Regions from separate parts of the Homo sapiens genome. Here all the other regions are linked to region 1. Evidence: chromatin contacts called from ENCODE Hi-C or POLR2A ChIA-PET data. All regions are on one chromosome and are shown on one strand. Each heading gives the region's core, a stretch centred on a gene start or an enhancer-like site at or near the end of the contact. The rest is flanking DNA. Distances are from core to core; before and after follow the strand shown.

Region 1 (4,846 bases), core at 1,235-3,734:
TTATTTTGAGATGGAGTCTTGCTCTGTTGCCAGGCTGGAGTGCAGTGGCGTGATCTCAGCTCACTGCAATCTCCACCTCCCGGGTTCAAGTGATTCCCCTGCCTCAGCCTCCCAAGTAGCTGGAACTACAGGCGCGCACCACCACACCCAGCTAATTTTTTGTGTTTTAGTAGAGACGGGGTTTCACCATGTTGGCCAGGATGTTCTTAATATCCTGACCTCATGATCCACCCACTTCGGCCTCCCAAACTGCTGGGATTACAGGCATGAGCCACTGTTCCTGGCCTCAGAAGAATTTATTTTTAGTCTTTTCCTTACCAGTTTTTATGAAACAACTGGGCAAGAACACTGTTAGATTTCACCAAAAAGTTGTGATGAATCATTGTCCTTATATCCCATTTTTGAAAACTGACATTTTAATTGTAAAGCAAAAATAAAATTCTAAGCCTCCACAGCTGTTGAGTGGACTCCCCTGTTGGCCAGCAGGATCCAAAATAAACATGAAGAACTAATTCAGGTCATGACGGGAAGGAGGGGGTCGGACATGCCTTGTCATACTCTCCTCCCTTCAGAGTTTAGGCACAGCTGACCAACATTAACACTAGACTACAGATCATAAGACTGACAGAACAGGCTCTTTGTGTCAGTAAGATACCCAACTCCAACCAGACTCTGATATAGCATCACGTGACAGATAGCAGTCCCTGAAGGAAATCATAGTATTTTACCCCATAATATATTTTCTTTGTCACACTTTAAAATAGTCCTGCAAAGCCATCTCTTTGGGGGAAATTTGCATTCTGTAGAGAATCTCCTTCCCTTACAGAAAAGAATCCAGGTCTTTTCTCGAGATTCTGACACCTTTTAAGATCCAATAAGAGATATTTATCATCTATTCTCTCTGAAGCCTGTTCTGAGGCTTCATCTACATAACAAGAACCTTGGTTTCCACAATGCCCCTTATCTTAACTCAAGCTTTTCTTTTCTTTTCTTTCCCTCCCTCTTTCTTTTCCCTCCCTCCCTCCCTCCCTTCCTTCCTCCCTTCCTCTCTCTCTCTTTCTTTTCTTCTCTGTTGCCCAAACTGGAGTGCAGTGGCACCATCATGGCTCACTGTAGCCTCAACTTCCCAGGCTCAAGCGATCCTCCCATCTCAGCCTCCTAAGTAGCTGAGACTACAGGCATGCACCACCACACCTGGATAATTTTTTTTTTTTTTTTTGTAGAGATGGGGGTCTTGCTGTGTTGCCCAGGCTGTCCTTGAACTCCTGGCCTCAAGGGATCCTCCCAGGTCACCCTCCCAAAATGCTGGGATTACAGGCAAGAGCCACCGCAATGGCCCATTTCTTTACGTCATCTTCCAACTGTTCAGCCAACACTTAACTCTGAATCAACTGCCAATCTTTGAATCTGCTAGTGACCTGAAAGCCTTTCCAGGCTGACCCAATGTGTACATCCCATGTATTGATTTATGTCTTTGCCTGTAACTGCTGTCTCCCTAAGATGTATAAAACCAAGCTGTAACCCAACCACTTTGGGCTCACGTTCTCAGGACCCCCTGAGGCTGTGTCACCAGCCATGGTCACTCAAATAGGAGGCCCAGAATAAAACTCTTTACAAACTTTGAGTCTTTTTGGTCAACATAACCTAACCCTAAACATAATCCTCCTGGGGAAGGTGAAATCACAGGTATCTTTTCTTTGTTCGATTTGTGTATTTCCTGATTTCTCTACAGTTTTTAGGCATTTGCTGTGTGATCTAGAAAAGCTACAGAGTCTCGCTCCGTCGCCAGGCTGGAGTGCAGGGGCGCGAGCTCGGCTCACTGGAACCTCCGCCTCCCGGGTTCAAGCGATTCTCTTGCCTCAGCCTCCGGAGTAGCTGGGATTACAGGCACGCGCCACCACGCCCAGCTAATTTTCGTATTTTTAGTAGAGACGGGGTTTCACCATGTTGGCGAGGATGGTCTCTATCTCTTGACCTCGCGAGCTGCCCTCCTCGGCCTCCCAAAGTCCTGGGATTACAGGCGTGAGCCACCGCGCCCGGCCACAAATTCTATTTTCTTTCTCTTCCTTGGAAAGCATCGCTGGGCATTTATCCTGTCCTAGTATTTGAGTGAAACTTCTCTTAGCATTTCAGCGCAGTGACCACGATACACCCTTTCCTTTCCTTCTCGTTATGGGAAACTCGGTTCTAACCTGGAGGCCTTGGGCTCCAGGACCCAGTCACTGCAGCCCTGGACTTGACCCTAAAAGGGAATAAAGACAAATGCGAAGTTCAGTCCGGGGATCAGGGCTGCCGAAGCTCATATAGCCTGGGGCTTCTTAACCTTTAGACGGGGTAGAGACATTTGAAATGGCCCCTAAAGTTGGGGGGCGCTGGTAGGCTCATGGGAAATAGAGTCCGGCCCTTGTCCTGGGACCAACGGTGGGCCCTGGGAGGCGGACTTCCGGTGAACTCCTGCGCGTGTGCGCCTCTCCCTGGGTGCGTGTTCGCACATGCGCGCTGCCGCCGCACTGCCATCGCTTCCTGTGTGTCCTCAGGTCACCGCTTGCTCTAGTTCCCAGGCTTTGGCCCCCAGTGGACGAGAATCGCTGAGCCTGCGGGGCTGGACGCTGAGCGCCTAGGCCAGCACCTAGGCGGGCGCGGAGCTATGTGGGCCAGGGTTCGCACGGGCCGGGTGGAGGCTTGAGCGGGGACCCCCGAGCGTGAGCCCCTGAGCCGGCGGCCCTGCGGCCAGGGGAACCGGGCGGGAGGTGGCGAAGGTGGCAGCGGAGGCGGAGGCGAAGGGGCGGCGGGAACCGGGCCTGGCCCGTGTGTGTCCTGGGGGCCTGGCCCAGGCCGCCGCTGTACGGTGAGTCCCAGGGAGGCGGATCTGGGCCCCGGGAAGGACACCCTCCTGGATTTGCCCCGTAGGCCCGGCCCGGGCCCCTCAGGAGCAGAACAGCCTTGGTGAGGTGGACAAGAGGGGACCTCGCGAGCAGACGCGCGCCAGCGACAGCAGCCCCGCCCCGGCCTCTGGGGAGCCCCAGGAGGGTAAGTCTTTGGGTTTTCGGGCCCGGAGCGAGAAAGGCCTGGGTGAAGTCACCGTATGTTCGGGACCTTAGAGTATGAGGCGGGGGAGGGTCCGATCGCTTGCAGGAGAGGCGTGTGTTTGGCCTTGAGGCGCTGCACGGGAATATCTGGGAGGACGAGGCTTACGGGGGCGTGGAGGGTATCACCAGCCTCAGCTGCAGACGTCGTCTCCACTCCCCACTAACCCCTAACAGCCCTTCCTCCTCCTTTCCGTGCTCCAGATTTCGACCGCCTCTAAACGTCCGTCAGCATCTCTGTTCTCTCATTTAAGTGTCTGCTGATTCCCCCCTTAGATCTGCCCTGGAGACTGGTAGTAATGCAGGAACAGTCTGCAGGGATTCTCTCTTGCTGCCTCAGTTGCTAGGGGAAGAGACTGGGCCTTAGCAGGTGGGTGACTTGACCGGGTCACTGGCTTTGTGGGTAGAGTTGCTCATAGTAGAACTCAGGAGTCTTATCTCCCAGGCCAGTGTTCTTTCTCCCGTATCCTAGTTTTCTTAGTAGAAGGTTATTAGGTGCAGCAATAACCAAGTTCAGTTAGATAATTTAGAAACAAAACCATATTTTATACACATTCATTTCATTTCTGAGAGCTCACATACTCAATTCCTATGGTTTCTTTGATTTTAAGCAGTTTAAAGAGACAATAAGAAAATGCGGGCCGGATGCAGTGGCTCACACCTGTAATCCCAGCACTTTGCCGGGCTACAGCAAGAGTATCCCTTGAGACCAGGAGTTAAAGAACAGCCTAGGCAACATAGGGAGACCCTGACTCTACAAAAAATACAAAAGTAGCCAGGCATGCTGGGATGCACCTGTGGTCCCAACTACTCAGGAGGCTGAGGTGGGAAGATCAATGGAGCCCAGGAGGTGGAGGCTGCAGTGAGCTGTGAATGTACCACTGCACTCCAGCCTGGGTGGCAGATTGAGACCCTGTCTCAACAAACAAACAAACCACAAAAAACATGAGCCGTATAATGGGAATTTTTTTTTTCTTTTTGCGGGTTGTATTTGATGATGGCAGACTATTTGTAAAAGAAGTCATGTTACCCATGAGAGTCTTAACTCATCTAATTACTACCTGATTATCTTAGAGTTACAAAGTTACAAGTGCATGCTTCCCTTATCAGTCTTTTTTTTTTTTTTTTTTTTTTGAGACAGTGTCTCTCACCCAGTCTGGAGTGCAGCAGCGTGGTCTCGGCTGACTGCAACCTCCACCTCCCAGGTTCAAAGGATTCTTGTGCCTCAGCCTCCTGAGTAGCTGGGACTACAGGCATGTGACACTGCGCCTGGCTAATTTTTTTGTTATTTTTAAGTAGAGACGGGATTTCGCCATGTTGGCCAAGGCAGGTGGATCACTTGAGGCCAGAATTTGAGACCAGCCTGGCCAACATGGCGAAACCCTGTATCACTCTTTTAGGCCCTTCTGAGTGTTTGCAGGCTGAGTGTTCACAGGGTGTTAGCCTATTGAGCTTTCTTTTGTGGTTCTTACGCAGGAGATTCCTGCCTTTGCAGGCCAGAGCACTCATGACTTCAGTGACCTGCTTCTCCCCCTCTAGGTCTACCAGCCACAGTCTCTGCACGTTTCCAAGAGCAGCAGAAAATGAACACATTGCAGGTGAGTTTTCATGCTTGTGTATATGTTCCTCAACTTTATTTTATGATGCATTTTAAGAGGTTTGTAAGGATTCCTACTTTTTTTTTTCTTTTTTTTTGGGATGGAGTCTTGCTCTGTTGCCCAGGCTGCAGTGCAGTGGCATGATCTCGCTTCACTGCAACC
Region 2 (4,834 bases), core at 2,166-4,665, 140 kb before region 1:
GCTGGGATTACAGGCATGAGCCACCACGCCTGGCTAATTTTTGTAATTTTAGCAGAGAAGGGGTTTTACCATGTTGGCCAGGCTGGTCTTGAACTCCTGACCTCAAGTGATCCACCCGCCTCGGCCTCCCAAAGTGCTGGGATTACAGGCATGAAACCCCGTGCCCGGCCTTACTTCATTCTTTTTTATGGCTGAATAGTATTCCGCTGTATGGATAGACTGAATTTTAATTATTTGTTCATCAGTTGATGGACATTTTGGTGTTTTCACTTTTGGCTATTTTTGAGTAATACTGCTGTGAACATTCATGTACAAGTTTTTTGTGTGGACATAGGTTTTTATGTTTATAAAACATGTTTTATGTTTATGTTTTTATGTTTTATGTTTATATTTCTCTTGGGTACATTCCACCTAGAAGTGGCACTGCTGGGTCATATGGTAACTTTTTTTTTTTTTTGAGACAGAGTCTCACTCTGTCACCTAGGCTGGAGTGCAGTGGTACCATCACAGCTCACTATGACCTGGACCTCCTGGGCTCAAATGCTCCCACCTTGGCCTCCCAAAGTGCTGGGATTACAGGTGTGAGCCACCATGACTGGCCCAGAATCACTTTTGATTTGAGGTCTTTATATAATAATGACGGTTAATCTTTTGTTATACTGTTTTTTTGTTTGTGGATCTTTTGGATCTTGGGAATGGGGTTTTGGGTTTTTTGGGGTTTTTTGGTATAGAAAAGTTCAGACATTCTTTCTCATCAAATTTCTTTTCTTTGTAACTTCAACAAGAAAGTCTCCTCCATCAGGAGTTTTGTTAAATGTTCTCTTTTCTTGTGACTTTCAAAAATATTAAACTTTCTAAATTCTTCATTTTGCTTATTACAAAAATAACTTACAAAACTTTAAGCAGCGCAGTTCCTATGGTCATATACCATTTACGGAGTCAGTTTTGTTTTTACCCAAACAAGATGACAGTGTAATCCTTACATCTTGCCTTTCTCATTAGTCAATATATTAAGTCTTTTCACAATCAGTACATAGAAATTGACATCATTTTTCATGGCTCCTCGTTTTCCCATTGTGTGACCATCCCAGAGTTTACCCTTCCTGACGGATGGACATTTAACTTGTTTCTTGGCCAGGCACAGTGGCTCACGCCTGTAATCCCAACAATTTGGGAGGTCAAGGCAGGAGGATCACTCAAGGCCAGGAGTTTGAAAGCAGCCTGGGCAACATAGCAAGACCCTGTTTCTATTGATTTATTTATTTATTTATTTATTTTTAGATGGAGTCTTGCTCTGTCGCCTAGGCTGGAGTGCAGTTGCACAATCTCAGCTCACTGTAACCTTCACCGCCCGGGTTGAAGCAATTCTTCTGCCTCAGCCTCTTGAGTAGCTGGGATTACAGGCTTGTGCCACCACACCCGGCTAACTTTTGTATTTTTAGTAGAGAAGGGTTTCACCATGTTGGCCAGGCTGGTGTCAAACTCCTGACCTCAAGTGATCTGCCCGCCTCGGCCTCCCAAAATGCTGGGATTATAGGCGTGAGCCATTGCGCCCGGCCCCTGTTTCTATTTATTAAGAAAAGGAAAAAAACTTCGGAAGAGGGGCTGATAAAATCAATGATACAACGAATATCCTTGTACATCTATTTTTGGGGTTGTATTGTTTTAAGAAAGACATTGATCTCTTTTGTCCATCTGGATTTTATATTGATGAATGAAGTCTGCATTTATTTTATAAATAGCTAACTGGAATAGCACATTTCCTAAGTAAACTTTCCCTTTTCCTTCAGTGTGAACACTTCATTCATCCCACAGGAAACTCTTGTATGTACTGGGATTATTCTGGGCTGCTTCTCAGTGCTGTTTATGTTCAGTTTGTCACATCTGGACACAAGTAGGTGGGCTGAGGAAGCAGCGCTGGTGGCTGTGGCAGGCCCAGGGTTGGCCAGTGTTCACTCTCATGGATGTCACAGTCCAGCTGCCTAAAGCACTACCTTTTCTCTGCTCCTAGTACCTGTTCCTGACTTTTCCACGGATTGTCTTCATGCTGGGCTTTGTCGTGGTTCTGAGCTTCCTCCTGGGTGGCTACCTGTTGTTTGTCCTGTATCTGGCGGCCACCAACCAGACTACTAACGAGTGGTACAGAGGTGACTGGGCCTGGTGCCAGCGTTGTCCCCTTGTGGCCTGGCCTCCGTCAGCAGAGCCCCAAGTCCACCGGAACATTCACTCCCATGGGCTTCGGAGCAACCTTCAAGAGATCTTTCTACCTGCCTTTCCATGTCATGAGAGGAAGAAACAAGAATGACAAGTGTATGACTGCCTTTGAGCTGTAGTTCCCGTTTATTTACACATGTGGATCCTCGTTTTCCAAGCATGGCTTGTTTGTTTTGATTTCTGCTGTGCTTATAAATCACTTTCGGTGGGCAAGGGAGAGAGGGGAAAATGGGTGTTGACTGAGGAATCCCCCTTGCTTGTCTTCTTTTGAAACCGGGCATCTCTGAAGTCCTGGTGTCAAGGGGATCAAGAGATGACTTCTCAGAGGTTCTAGGTGATGCTGAGACCTTGGTGTCTCTAAACTCTGGGCATGTGGACAGGAGGGGCTTGCGGCCGTGTCTCTGACCTGTGTGATGTGCAGGAGGGTCTCATTGACTCAGCGCCTGCGCGTTGTGCCTGGCTGTGCTCTCTTTTATGCCCCCTCTATTCTCCTCTCTCCCCCAGGGGATTTTCATCTCAACAACAGAGTGTCCTCACCCAGGCCTGCCTTCCGGCCAGTATGGGCTTGTACATCAGGCACCTTCCTGCATGTGTGGCCTCCGGCCTGCCCTCCTCTAGCCACATTCAAGTCCTTTCTCACCAGTTTAAAAATTGTGAAAGTGAACTGCCACCTATTTCAGAGGAGACATGACTGCCAGAAACGAGGTCTTGGTGCGGAAGGTCTTTGGAGTGGGAGGGCTCTCAGGTGCAGGTGGCAGGTGTTCTGCACCTTGCTAGGCCAAGGAGCCCGCAGTCAGAGAGGCTGGGAAGTGGGAGTCAGGGGCAGGGGGCCTTCCAGCCATCTTCCCCCGTACCCCCCAGCTGAGAACAGATGGAAACGTGAAGACGGGTAGCTGGGGCGGCCAGGGAACCCAAGTCCGCTGGCCGAAGCCAAAGCCCGGCACCACCCCCAATTCTTGCTGGTGGAAAGCACCGTGAAATCAACCAGCGGCAGCTCTGAACGCGACGCACAGCCCGCGAGGGAGCCTGGGCAAGGACGGAGCGGGCCTGCACCGGCGGTTGGGCGGGCTCCGGGGGCGGGGTCCACCTGGGACCGCGGCGCGCCCCTCACCGCTCGCGCCGCCAGGGGGCGCCCTCCGGAGAGCGCGCCTAGGCCGCGGCCTGCGCTTGGCCCCTGCGGGCCGCCGTCTCCGTGCCCGGCATTCGGCCGCTGTTCGGCTGCGCGGCGGCAGCTCCCGGCGGCTCCTGGCGGCGCCGCAGTCGGACCTTCGGGCGCCTGCTGGCCGGCGGCAGCAGCGATGGCCCCCTGAGCAGGCAGGGAGCAGGCGGCGGCAGGCGGGCAAGCGGGCGGGTGCCGCAGCCCAGGCCCGGGTCGCGCCTCTTTGTTTCCACGGGTAGCGGCGCAGTCCCGGGCCCCGGGCGGAAGTGAGACGCGCTCGGCGCGGGGGCCGCGGCGGCCGCACCATGAGCGACATCCGCCACTCGCTGCTGCGCCGCGATGCGCTGAGCGCCGCCAAGGAGGTGTTGTACCACCTGGACATCTACTTCAGCAGCCAGCTGCAGAGCGCGCCGCTGCCCATCGTGGACAAGGGCCCCGTGGAGCTGCTGGAGGAGTTCGTGTTCCAGGTGCCCAAGGAGCGCAGCGCGCAGCCCAAGGTGCGGCCTGAGACGGTCGGGTTCCCGGGCCCCGCAGGCGGGCGGGCGGGCCTTTTCCCCAGCGATGCAGGGCTGTGTCAAGCCGCGGGCGCCCCATGTCCAGGATCCCCGCGCTCGCGCTCGGCCTCGCTCCTGCAGCAGCCCCCAAACCCTTCTCCGGGTCCTGCAGTGTTGCTCAGCTGCCTGTCCAGTCTGCGGGGCGTGTGACAGCCGAGTCTTGGTGTTAAAGGGACAAACTGGCGACTGCCCGCTCCCTAGAGGTCTGTTGGGCTGTTACCGAAAGGCTCATCCTGAACCCTCCAGGAGGATGTATAATGATCTGTATGGCTTTCTTCTTACATCTTTTTCTTTTTTTTTTCTTTCTCTGCCTTTTTTTTTTTCGAGACAAGGTTTCACTACGTTGCCCAGGCAGGAGTGCAGTGGTGCAATCACAGCTCACTACAACCTTGAACTCCTGGGCTCAAGTAATCCTCCCGCCTCATCCTTCTGAGTAGCTGGGACTCCAGGCGTGCACCACCATGCCCAGCTAATTTTTGAATGTTTTGTAGAGATGGGGCCTCCCTGTGTTACCCAGGCTGGTCTCAAACTCCTGGGCTCAAGATTCTCTCTCCTTGGCCTCCAAAGTGTTGGAATTACAGGCGTGAGCCACAACGCCTGGCCTATATGACTTTTTTCTAAGATCAACAGCAAAGATCTCCCTGAGACCTGAGCTTTACGAAGGGCGAAAAGTTCTACGGGAACTTTACGAAGGGCGAAAAGTTCTACGGGAAAATACTGTTATTTCCTGTTTTTCTTTTTTTTTTTTTTTTTGAGACGGAGTCTCACTCTGTCACCAGGCTGGAGTGCAGTGGTGCGATCTCGGCTCACTGCAACCTCCGCCTCCCAGGTTCAAGCGAGATTCCTGCCTAAGCCTCCCGAGTAGCTGGGATTACAGGTGCGCGCCACCATGCCGGCTAATTGTTGT
Region 3 (4,571 bases), core at 1,454-3,953, 210 kb before region 1:
TGTGCTTTGGGAGGCCGGAGTGGGAGGATCACTTGAGCCCAGGAGGTTGAGGCTGCGGTGAGCCATGATGGCACCACGACACTCCAGCCTGGGCGACAGAGCAAGACTCCGTCTCAAAAAAAAAAAAAAAAAAAAAAAAGGCTGGGCGTGGTGGCTCACACCTGTAATCCCAGTGCTTTGGGAGGCCGAGGTGGGTGGATCATGAGGTCAGGAGATAGAGACCATCATGGTTAACATGGTGAAACCTCTTCTCTACTAAAAACACAAAAGAATAGCTGGGCGTAGTGACATGCGCCTTTAGTCCCAGCTACTCGGGAGGCTGACGCAGGAGAATCGCTTGAACTTGGGAGGCGGAGGTTGCAGTGAGCCAAGATCGTGCCATTGCACTCCAGCCTGGGGCACAAGAGTGAGACTCCATTTCAAAACAAACAAACAAGCAAACAAACACCTTCACATGTGAGAACAGGTGTCTGTCTGTTCACCTGGTGAGCTGGACAGTCAGCAGCTGCAGGCAGGGAAGTGGCAGGGGAGAGGACGCTTACCTGTCATGGCCGTGTAGCCCAGGAAGCATGCGATTTTCTCCTGACAGAGCTCCTGCTCCTCATAGGTCAGCAGCTGGTAGATGAACTGCCACAGGACCTGCTTGGCAGGGGTGTCCAGCACAGGGTAGACGTCAACGATGAGGGTGTCGATGTTCCTGGGGGAAGGTGCAGGAATGTGAGGCTCAATACTCACGGGCTTACCATGATGCACAGAGTGGGGGTAGACAAGACGGCACTTCCAAGCCACAGCGTCTGCCCTCATGCCCTATCCCTACCCTTCAAAGACAGAAGTGGGGGCCGGGCACAGTGGCTCACGCCTGTAATCCCAGCACTTTGAGAGGCCGAGGCAGGTGGATCATTTGAGGTCAGGAGTTCGAGACCAGCCCAGCCAACATGGTGAAAGGCCGTCTCTACTGAAAGTATAAAAATTAGTCAGGTGTGGTGGTGCACACCTGTAATCCCAGCTACTCGGGAGGCTGAGGCAGGAGAATTGCTTGAGCCTGGGAAGTGGAGGTTGCAGTGAGCTGAGATCGTGTCACTGCACTCCAGCCTGGGAGACAGAGTGAGACTCCAACTCAAAAAAAAAAAAAAAGAAAAGAAAAAGAGAGAGAGAGAGAAGTGGGCAGGAAGGCAGGCTCCAGGGATAGGGTAGCCAGACTCCAATCTCAGCTCTGCCACTTACCAGCTAAGTGACCTTTCTCAAGTGACTTACCCTCTCTGTGCCTCAGTTTCCTCATTTGTAAAATGGGGATAAAAATAGCATCTACCTCATAGAGCTGTTGTGAAGATTAAAACACACAGAGCAGGCCTGGCGTGGCGGCTCACGCCTGTAATCCCAGCACTGTGGGAGGCCGAGGCGGTTGGATCACCTCAGATCGGGAGTTCAAGACCAGTCTGGCCAACATAGTGAAACCCCCTCTCTACTAAAAATACAAAAATTAGCTGGGCGTGGTGGCATGTACCCTCAGTCCCAGCTACTCAGGAGGCTGAAGTAGGAGAATCGCTTAGACTGGGAGGCGGAGGTTGTAGTGAGCTGAGATTGCGCCACTGCACTCCAGCCTGGGTGACAGAGCAAGACTCTGTCTCAAAAAAACCCAAAAAACCAAAAAACATATAGAGCAGGCCAGGCATGGTGGCTCATGCCTATAATCCCAGCACTTTGGGAGGCTGAGGCAGGCGAATCATCTGAGGTCGGGAGCTCAAGATCAGCTTAGCCAACATGGTAAACCCTGTTTCTACAAAAAAATACAAAAATGTGGTAGGCATGTTGGTGTGCACCTGTAATCCCAGCTACTCAGGAGGCTGAGGCAGGAGAATCGCCTCGCCTGAGCTCGGGGAGGCGGAGGTTGCACCGAGCCAAGATTGCGCCACTACACTCCATCCTGGGCCACAGAGCGAGACTCTGTCTCAAAAAAATAAATAAATAAACAAAAATAAAAATAGGCTGGGGGTGGTGGCTCACGCCTGTAATCCTAGCACTTTGGGAGGCTGAGGTGGGTGGATCACGAGCTCAGGAGTTCGAGACCAGTCTGGCCAACGTGGTGAAACCCCCTCTCTACTAAAAATACAAAAATCAGCCAGGCGTGGTGGTGTGTGCCTGTAATCCCAGCTACTCGGGAGGCTGAGGCAGCAGAATCGCTTGAACCCGGGAGGTGGAGGTTGCAGTGAGCTGAGATCGCGCCATTGCACTCCAGCCTGGGTGACAGAGCAAGACCCCGTCTCAAAATAATAATAATAAAAAATAAATAAATAAATAAATAAAAATAAAGTAGGAGAATATCTTTTGACCTAGAAGCAGGGAAGAGCTTAAAATTTCAAAAGCCAAAACTGTGGGCGGCAAGCCACCCAGATGCCAAGGCAAGAGACCGAGGGCACAAGCTGTTCCAATATAATAAAGAAAATACATAGAATAAGAATAGTTATACTAGAAATAGATTATAGATATGTATATGAATATTATTAATAATTAGTTTGTAGCATTACTGTTTATTCCAATATTATAATAATCTTTGTCCTACAATTATAACCTAGGAGAAACCAGGCCATACAGAGATAGGAGCTGAAGGGACACGGTGAGAAGTGACCAAAAGACAAGAGTGTGAGCCCTCCGTTATGCCTGGACAGGGCCACTAGAGGGCTCCCTGGTCTACTGGTAACGCCAGTGCCTGGGAAGGCACCCGTTGCTTAGCAGACCGGGAAAGGGAGTCTCCCTTTCCTGGTGGAGTTAAAGAAGACTCTGCTCCACCACTGCTTGCCCGCCCGCAGCCACCCAGAGGCCTAACGCTGTCCCTGTGATGCTGTGCTTCAGTGGTCACGCTCCTGGTCCGCATTCATGTTCTGCCCTGTGCACTCGGCTCCACCTTCTAGATAGCAGCAGCAGAATTAGTGAAAGTACTAAAGTCTTTAAAATGCATAGAAGAAATAATTACGTAAGCTGTCCCCTCTTTCTCTCCGCCTCAGCTACCAAATAGGGAAGGGCCCCCTGTCTGGCGGACACGTGACTCACATGACCTTACCTATCATTGGAGATGACTCTCACTCCATACCCTGCCCCTTTGCCTTGTACACAATAAATAACAGCACGGCCAGGCATTCGGGGCCACTACTGGTCTCCGCGTCTTGGTGGTAGTGGTCCCCCGGGCCCAGCTGTCTTTTCTTCTATCTCTTTGTCTTGTGTCTTTCTTTCTTTTTTTTTTTTTTGAGACAGTCTGGCTCTGTCACCCAGGCTGGAGTGCAGTGGCACAATCTCGTCTCACTGCAAGCTCCGCCTCCCAGGTTCACACCATTCTCCTGCCTCAGCCTCCCGAGTAGCTGGGACTACAGGCGCCTGCCACCACGCCCGGCTATTTTTTTTTTGTATTTTTAGTAGAGACGGGGTTTCACCATGTTAGCCAGGATGGTCTCGATCTCCTGACCTCGTGATCTGCCCATCTCAGCCTCCCAAGGTGCTGGGATTACAGGCATGAGCCACCGCGCCCAGCCGTCTTGTGTCTTTATTTCTACGATCTCTCATCTCCGCACACGAAGAGAAAAACCCACAGGCCCTGTAGGGCTGGACCCTACACAAAACTATAAGACCAAAAATGTGGTGAGTTTGATTATGCAAAATCAAGGTTATCTATTCAAGGAAGCCCAACTTAGACACATTCATATTAGACACAACAGACCTAATAACAGAAGTAACAAATGGGAGAGAAATTTACAATGTTCAAAATCAAGGAGAAATCAGCATCTAAAATATACAAAGGTGTCCAGCCGTCGTGGCTCACAAGTCATCCCAGCACTTTGGCAGGCTGAGGCAGGGGGATCACCTGAGTCAGGAGTTCGAGACCAGCCTGGCCAACATGGTGAAACCCCATCTCTACTAAAAGTACAAAAATTAGCCAGGCATGGTGGTGGGCGCCTGTAATCCCAGCTACTCAGGAGGCTGAGGCAGGAGACACACTTGAACCGGGAAGGCAGAGGTTGAAGTGAGCCAAGATCATGCCACTGAACTCCAGCCTGGGCGACAGAGCAAAACTCTGCTTCAAAATAAATAAATAAATAAATAAATAAATAAAATAAAATATACAAGGGGCTGGGAGCAGTGGCTCACACCTGTAATCCCAGCACTTTGGAAGGCTAAAATGGGCAAATCTTTTGAGCCCAGGAGTTCAAGACCAGCAACATGGCAAAACCCTGTCTCTACTAAAAAAAAAAAAAAAATTAGCTGGGCATGGTAGGCGAGTGCCTGTAGTCCCAACTACCTGGGGGGCAGAGGCACAAGGATCACTTCAGCCTGGGAGTTCGAGGCTGCAGTGAGCTGTGTTTGCACCACTGCACTCCAGCTTGGGTGACAGAGTGAGACCCTGTCTCAGAAAATAAATAAAATAAAATATACAAGAAACTTCATGCCAGTCAACAAGGACAAAAAGTCCAAGAAAACAAAAATGGACAAAGGGTATGAACAGTAATTTATAGAGAAAAATCCCAGAAAAAGTTCACAAGCATATTAAAAGATGCTTAAAATAATTAGTAATAGAAGAAAAT

What was found. A loop is a pair of places that touch in the nucleus more often than their neighbours do. ChIA-PET counts read pairs that join two places held with the same protein, here RNA polymerase II (POLR2A). Pooled maps may share reads with other maps.
Region 2: a map of CD14-positive monocyte shows a loop between it and region 1 (5-fold over the local background). The contact joins the promoter of INTS15 here to the enhancer-like site in region 1. A Hi-C loop is called at or near these places in 9 of 168 maps with a recorded cell type or tissue (CD14-positive monocyte, CD4-positive, alpha-beta memory T cell, GM12878 and 5 more), 22 of 37 single-sample maps with no recorded cell type and 25 of 50 pooled maps. POLR2A ChIA-PET finds 5 or more read pairs at or near these places in 5 of 52 experiments (CD4-positive, alpha-beta T cell, H1, MCF 10A and 2 more).
Region 3: a loop to region 1 is called in a map of PC-9, with 3 times the contacts of the local background. The contact joins two enhancer-like sites. A Hi-C loop is called at or near these places in 1 of 168 maps with a recorded cell type or tissue (PC-9), 7 of 37 single-sample maps with no recorded cell type and 10 of 50 pooled maps. POLR2A ChIA-PET finds 5 or more read pairs at or near these places in 1 of 52 experiments (common myeloid progenitor, CD34-positive).

Annotation. Positions count from the first base shown.
Region 1 is chr7:6,727,272-6,732,117 of GRCh38, forward strand. No RefSeq gene overlaps it. Among named protein-coding and RNA genes, the nearest start is that of ZNF12, 23 kb to the left of the region's middle. RefSeq lists enhancers at 1,353-2,328, 2,380-2,589 and silencers at 2,740-2,849, 3,260-3,309. Within about 2 kb of position 2,485, at least 39 of the 41 ENCODE cell types and tissues checked have a DNase peak (open chromatin) inside an H3K27ac peak, as active enhancers do; they include CD14-positive monocyte, CD4-positive, alpha-beta T cell, GM12878 and 1 more, where a contact is called at or near this core.
Region 2 is chr7:6,586,606-6,591,439 of GRCh38, forward strand. INTS15 (integrator complex subunit 15) reads left to right here and starts at 3,416. Exons shown (of 6, transcript NM_024067.4): 1 at 3,416-3,870. The coding sequence starts at 3,679. It overlaps ZDHHC4 (zDHHC palmitoyltransferase 4), which reads left to right. Exons shown (of 8, transcript NM_001134389.2): 8 at 2,012-2,769. The coding sequence ends at 2,305. It overlaps LOC124901582 (a long non-coding RNA gene), which reads right to left and starts at 3,299. Exons shown (of 2, transcript XR_007060201.1): 1 at 2,855-3,299; 2 at 2,318-2,620. RefSeq lists enhancers at 2,558-3,396, 3,021-3,170 and a silencer at 3,241-3,740.
Region 3 is chr7:6,513,833-6,518,403 of GRCh38, forward strand. It overlaps GRID2IP (Grid2 interacting protein), which reads right to left. Exons shown (of 22, transcript NM_001145118.2): 8 at 543-697. It overlaps LOC101927325 (a long non-coding RNA gene), which reads left to right. Exons shown (of 5, transcript XR_007060200.1): 5 at 2,574-3,203. Among named protein-coding and RNA genes, the nearest start is that of KDELR2, 32 kb to the left of the region's middle. Within about 2 kb of position 2,704, at least 2 of the 41 ENCODE cell types and tissues checked have a DNase peak (open chromatin) inside an H3K27ac peak, as active enhancers do.